2 separate regions of the Homo sapiens genome follow, and region 1 is linked to region 2. The links are chromatin loops, found by intact Hi-C in ENCODE. Cell type or tissue: mammary epithelial cell. All regions are shown on one strand. Each heading gives the region's core, and the rest is flanking DNA. Links, peaks and the distances in the headings are about the cores only.

The links. Hi-C counts contacts between places; a loop is a spot of excess contacts. Peaks named below come from ENCODE experiments on the same cell type or tissue, not always from the same donor. Only the 100,000 strongest peaks of a DNase experiment are listed, where the experiment ranks them.
Region 1: a loop joins it to region 2, with 3 times the contacts of the local background. A loop is called at or near these places in 10 of 110 quality-filtered maps.

The regions. Positions count from the first base shown.
Region 1 is chr17:3,753,029-3,755,934 of GRCh38, reverse strand. ITGAE (integrin subunit alpha E) reads left to right here. Exons shown (of 31, transcript NM_002208.5): 11 at 38-105; 12 at 674-818; 13 at 2,010-2,152; 14 at 2,505-2,645. Among named protein-coding and RNA genes, the nearest start is that of HASPIN, 31 kb to the right of the region's middle. RefSeq lists an enhancer at 91-794. In mammary epithelial cell, for the core only: no CTCF peak of the experiment used is centred there; a DNase peak (open chromatin) is centred at 1,174; H3K4me3 peaks cover 844 bases; H3K27ac peaks cover 361 bases.
Region 2 is chr17:3,808,096-3,811,001 of GRCh38, reverse strand. It overlaps NCBP3 (nuclear cap binding subunit 3), which reads left to right. Exons shown (of 13, transcript NM_001114118.3): 13 at 1-2,906. Among named protein-coding and RNA genes, the nearest start is that of ITGAE, 8.4 kb to the right of the region's middle. In mammary epithelial cell, for the core only: a CTCF peak has its summit at 1,725; DNase peaks (open chromatin) are centred at 1,661 and 2,041; H3K27ac peaks cover 1,094 bases.

The sequences.
Region 1 (2,906 bases), core at 184-2,683, 55 kb after region 2:
GGCCCACAGCAGTCTCACTGGGCTTCTTGGCTTGCAGGCACGGTTGGAGACGCCCTTCACTACCAGCTGGCACAGATTGGCTTCAGTGCTCAGATCCTGGATGAGGTACGTGGCTGACTCAGCACCAGGCAGGCTTGCCCATTGGTGAGGGGCCCAGGACACCTAGGATTCAGGGACTCCTGCCTCCCATCCAGGGCTCTGCCCTACCTGTGGTGATTCCTGTAAAAGAGCGATTTTATTTTAATTAATTAATTTATTTATTTATTTTGAGACGGAGTCTTGCTCTGTCGCCCAGTCTGGAGTGCAGCGGTGCAGTCTCGGCTCACTGCAACAAAAGGGTGGCCATATTGATGACAGGAGGTCGCTTTTTTCTGTGTGCTCAAACATCCAGTTGTTCCCCTGAATACAGACCAGGCAACAGGACTCGGCCTGGGTCAGCTTATCAACCAAGCTGCTTGCTTCTCCCGGAGGAGGGAGTGCAAGGGCACGAGGCAGGAGCCCAGTGTTGGCCATCTCACCTTCCCGCCTGCATCTCTGGCCAGGCGGGCACTAGACCACCGAACGCCCCCCTGCTCCCAGCCAGGTTAGCCGCGCTGGCCCGGAGACCCGCGGCCACCGTGGCCCGGCCTTGGGTCCCTCCCACTCATCTGGGCCCCATCCCCGTCCCCTTCAGCGGCAGGTGCTGCTCGGCGCCGTCGGGGCCTTTGACTGGTCCGGAGGGGCGTTGCTCTACGACACACGCAGCCGCCGGGGCCGCTTCCTGAACCAGACAGCGGCGGCGGCGGCAGACGCGGAGGCTGCGCAGTACAGCTACCTGGGTGAGGGCGGGGCCACCTGATGAGGGCGGGGCCACCTGATGAGGGCGGGGCCTGGAGGCTCCCTGGGCGAGGGTGGGGCCTGAGGGCTACGTGGGCGAGGGCGGGGCCTACCTGGGCGAGGGTGGGGCCTGGGGGCTACCTGGGTGAGGGCGGGGCCTGGAGGCTACCTGGGCGAGGGTGGGGCCTGGGGGCTACCTGGGTGAGGGCGGGGCATGGAGGCCACGTGGGCGAGGGTGGGGCCTGGGGGCTACCTGGGAGAGGGCGGGGCCTGGAAGTTACGTGAGGAGGGTGGGGCCTGGAGACCACCTGGGTGAGGGCGGGGCCTAGAGGCCACCTGGGCGAGGGCGGGGCCGAGATGGGGACACCGAGGCTGCGCATTAGGCTGCACTTGAGGTTTCCGGATGGGGGCGGGACCTGGTCAGTCACATGGGCCGAGGGGCGGGTCCTGGTTAGGGACCGTGAGGCTGAGTACTACAGCCTCCTGGGTAGGTACAAGGCCTGTCAGGTACACACCAGGCACAGCAGCCACCCAGGGGAGGGCGGGGCCTCTCCATTAATAATAGTGGTGCAGTAGCTCACGCCTGTAATCCCAGGAGGCCGATGCGGGCGGATCATCTGAGGTCTGGAGACCAGCCCGGCCAACATGGCAAAACCCTGTCTCTACTAAAAATACAAAAATTAGCTAGGCGTGGTGGCGGATGCCTGTAGTCCCACGTACTCGGAAGGCTGAGGCACAAGAATCGCTTGAACCCGGGAGGGGGAGGTTGCAATGAGCCAAGACTGTGCCACTGCACTCCAGCGTGGGCGACAGACTGAGACTCTGTCTCAAAAATAAATAAATAAATAAATAAAAATAATAATAGTGGTGGGCGTCCTCTCACCCCTCTTCTCCGTCCTCCTAGGGTGTGTGTGGGAGCGTGGGTAGTGAATGTGTGCGAACGAGTATTTCGAGCAAAGCTGCATACGTGACAGACAGCGTGTGCATCATATCTGTGTGATGGGGATGTGTGTGACTGGCAAAGTGAGAGTGCTCGCTGATGCCGATTTTTAACATAGTGAGAAAGACAGTCTCTCCTATTTTGCCCCCCTCCCCAGGCCACTTTGAAGGCCTGACTGGGAAGGTGCCGGGGCCAAGAGAGAGGCCAGGTGGGAGCACACGGTGTGTTCACAGCCACACCACCCTTGCCCCAGGTTACGCTGTGGCCGTGCTGCACAAGACCTGCAGCCTCTCCTACATCGCGGGGGCTCCACGGTACAAACATCATGGGGCCGTGTTTGAGCTCCAGAAGGAGGGCAGAGAGGCCAGCTTCCTGCCAGTGCTGGAGGGAGAGCAGGTACCTGCTGGGGAAAGCCTCCACCCCTTATGACCGATGGGGAATCTGGAGGCCCCCAAGGGAAAGGAGTGGGTCCCACGGTGCACAGTGGGCCAGGGCCCGGGCTGGGTGAAACTCAGGCTCCTGAGTGGAGCTCGAGGGCTCTGCTTCAGCTCTGCATGTCTGATTGCTAGGCAGTTTCCTCCGCTGTGGGGCCTGGGCTGCTCCTCCACTCTTCTGTTACTCTCAGTGAGCAAATTGATATGTAACGACCCAAATTGGGTGGTCCAGGAAGCACGCGGGCAGGGGTGTAGCCTTGCTGAGGGGTGCAGGAGCGGGGCTCCTGGTGAGCTGAGTTCCTCCCGGGCTGTAGATGGGGTCCTATTTTGGCTCTGAGCTGTGCCCTGTGGACATTGACATGGATGGAAGCACGGACTTCTTGCTGGTGGCTGCTCCATTTTACCACGTTCATGGAGAAGAAGGCAGAGTCTACGTGTACCGTCTCAGCGAGCAGGTGGGAGAGTCTCCATCTTCATGAGCTTGCTGAGGCTGTGGCACTCAGCCTGACACAGAGGTGATGGAGGCTGGGAGTGCCCTGGCCCTGCCTGGCACCAGTGGGCAGTGATGGGGAGGTGCTCAGGCTGGATGGCGGCTGGGCGGGGCAGCGGCATCGCTCTCCGCACCCACTTTCTTACCCAAGGGTGATCGTTGATGATAATATCTCTAATATCTCTTTTTTTGTGGTTGTTGTTTTTGAGATGGAGTTTTGCTCTCG
Region 2 (2,906 bases), core at 238-2,737:
GCTTCTACTGACGGGGCAAAGATGTCTTGTGGTCAGCGTCCCAGCTGGCATGCCTCTGCAGGGTTTAGAATATGCTCCTTCACAGACTTTCCTTTTGGTTTTACACCAGCAGCTCAGGTCCATTTGTTCCACGGCCTTTCAGCACTCAGCAGTCTCCTGCTACAGATCAGCGAAGCCATTCTGGAAGGAGGTGGTGTGCAGTCAAAACTGGGTCTTTGATGTAACCAAGAGAAATACACACTCGAGTAACCTTACAGTTTTCACAGACACACAGAGAGAACCCAGAAAGGCAGCTTTAAAGATTTTTACTTCTCGGAGTTACTGGCCTTATTAGTTTCTCTAACCCTCCTGCCCACTCTCAGTCACTCAGATCTTGCAACATCTTGAGTGTGTCCTGAATGATGAGGCCTTTTCTTTGGAGTTTAAGAGTAAGAATGGATAGTCAGGACAGGCCCGTGGCAGGCAGCTGGGCGTGATTTTACCCTGGACACTCCCCACACATGTGGGCACAGGGCTGCACACTTTGTGTGTTCCTCTTAGTCTTATGTGTAGGAGATTTTACATACATGTTTGCTGCTTGATGATAATTGCAGATACCTCATTTGTTTCCCACTCTCCTCTCTGGAGAGTTACCAGGTACCCAGGATAATTTGTGGCGTCCTCAGGATGTAGTCTCCTCCTCTGGCCCCCTTGTAGTCTGATCCTGTGAACCCCTCTCCGTTCTTCAGCCACTGCCCTTTCCAGCTGCATTTGTACAGCAGCCTCTTCACTGGTCTCTGCCCTGTCTCCATTCTGCACACTGCAGCGGGATGAACCTTTGTTGTTGTTACCAGCTTAATTTAGATGTAATTTGCATACAGTTCAGCCATTTAAAGTGTACACTTGAGTGGCTTTTAGTATATTTACAGTTATGCACCAGCACCGTAATCAATTTTAAAACACTTTGATCACCCAAAGAAACCCTGAGTCCATTAGCAATTCTCCCTATTCCCTCTTCCCTCTTAGCCTCTGGCCACCACTGATCTTCCTTCTCTCTCTGTGGATTTGCCTGTTCTGGATAGTTCATATAAATGGGATCATATACTATGTGTCTATTTGTGACTGGCTTCTTAACATATTTCTGAGGTTCATCCATGTCATAGCTTCTATCAGTATTTCATTTTTTAAAATTGCCAAATAATAGTCCATTTTATGGGTATGCCACCTTTTTTTTAATCCACATTGGTTAATGGGCATTTGAGTTGTTTCTACTTTAGGGCTATATATATATATTTCTATTTCTATTATTTATTTTTGAGACACAGTTTCGCTCTTGTTGTGCAGGCTGGAGTGCAATGGCACGATCTCGGCCCACTGCAACCTCCACCTCCGGGGTTCAAGCGATTCTCCTGCCTCAGCCTCCAGAGTAGCTGGGATTACAGGCATGTGCCACCACGCTGGCTAATTTTTTGTATTTTTAGTAGAGACAGGGTTTCACCATGTTGGTCAGGCTGGTCTCGAACTCCTGACCTCAGGTGATCTGCCCACCTCTTCCTCCCAAAGTTCTGGGATTACAGGTGTGAGCCACTGCACCTGGCCCTACTTTTTGGCTATTATGAATAGTGTTGCTACGAACATTCCCGAACAAGTTTTTGCAGGGACAGGTATTTTCATGACTCTTGGGTATATACCTAGGAGTGGAATTGCTGAGTCATAATTATCTTTAACCTTTTCAGGAACCACCAGGTGGTTTTTCCAAGCAGCTGTATCATTTTCCATTCCACCAGCAGTGTGCGAGGGTTCCAGTTTCTCCACATCTCCACCAACACTCATTATTTTCTGGTGTGAAGTGGTATCTCATTGTAGTTTTTTGTTTTTATTTTTTCTTTTTAAAATACATTTTGTACAGATGGGGTTTCGTTATGTTGCCCAGGCCGTCTAGCACTCCTGGCCTCAAGTGATCCTCCTGCCTTGACCTCCCAAAGTGCCGAGATTACAGGCATGAGCCACCACGCCTGGCTCTCATTGTGGTTTTGATTTGTATTTCCCTAATGACTAATGATGTCGGGCACCTTTTCACATGCTTCAGGATGAACTTTCTTAAATATATATCTGATTCTGTTATTCCTCTGCTTGAACGTTTTCCAAAGCTTCACTATTGCCCCGAGAATAAATTCCACACTCCTGATCGCATGAGCCCAGTAATTCAAGGCTGTGGTGAGCTATGATCAAGCCACTGCACTCCAGCCTGGGCAGCAGAGCAAGACCTGTCTCAAAAAATACATACATACATAAATTCCACCCTTTTTGATAGCATGTTATGAGGCTCACCAAGGTCTATCCTCTGGCAGTATCCCTGGCCTGTTCTCCCCATCTCCCCTGCCCTCTGCTCACCAGTTCCCTAAATGTATCTTGATCTCACTAGCCCTACAGACTGTGCACAGAGCTGTTTCTACCTCCAGTGACATGCTTCCGCCCAGGCTTCTCCCCCTCCCGCCTCAATCTTCCCCTCACCAACTTAAGGTCTTAGGGGCCCTTCTAGGAGGCAGTCCCCAACTTCCAGAGCCAGGGTATAGGCTACTTCTATGTGTCCCATGGTACTGCCACAGAAGAGTCTCAGCTCTCTCCAGGATTCAGTTCTAAGGTCAGTGCCTAAGATAAAAATGGAGTGTAATTAAAATTCCTCTTAGAAATCTAAGGAAGGTGCCCTATTGAAGACCAACATCTTGAGGTCCCATGTAGTCATTTCTTGCCCATGTGGGAACACATTACTGTTTGGTTGAGTACCAGGTGAAGTGATTGGCCTGCAGTTAGGGCTGTGTTGTGCAAAAATCACTTGTTTTGGGGTGTTAGAACCACATTTAGGCGAGAAGATCACTTTTGGGGAGCTTGGGAACTGAGGCAGGCCGCAGGTGCAGCAGAGGCAT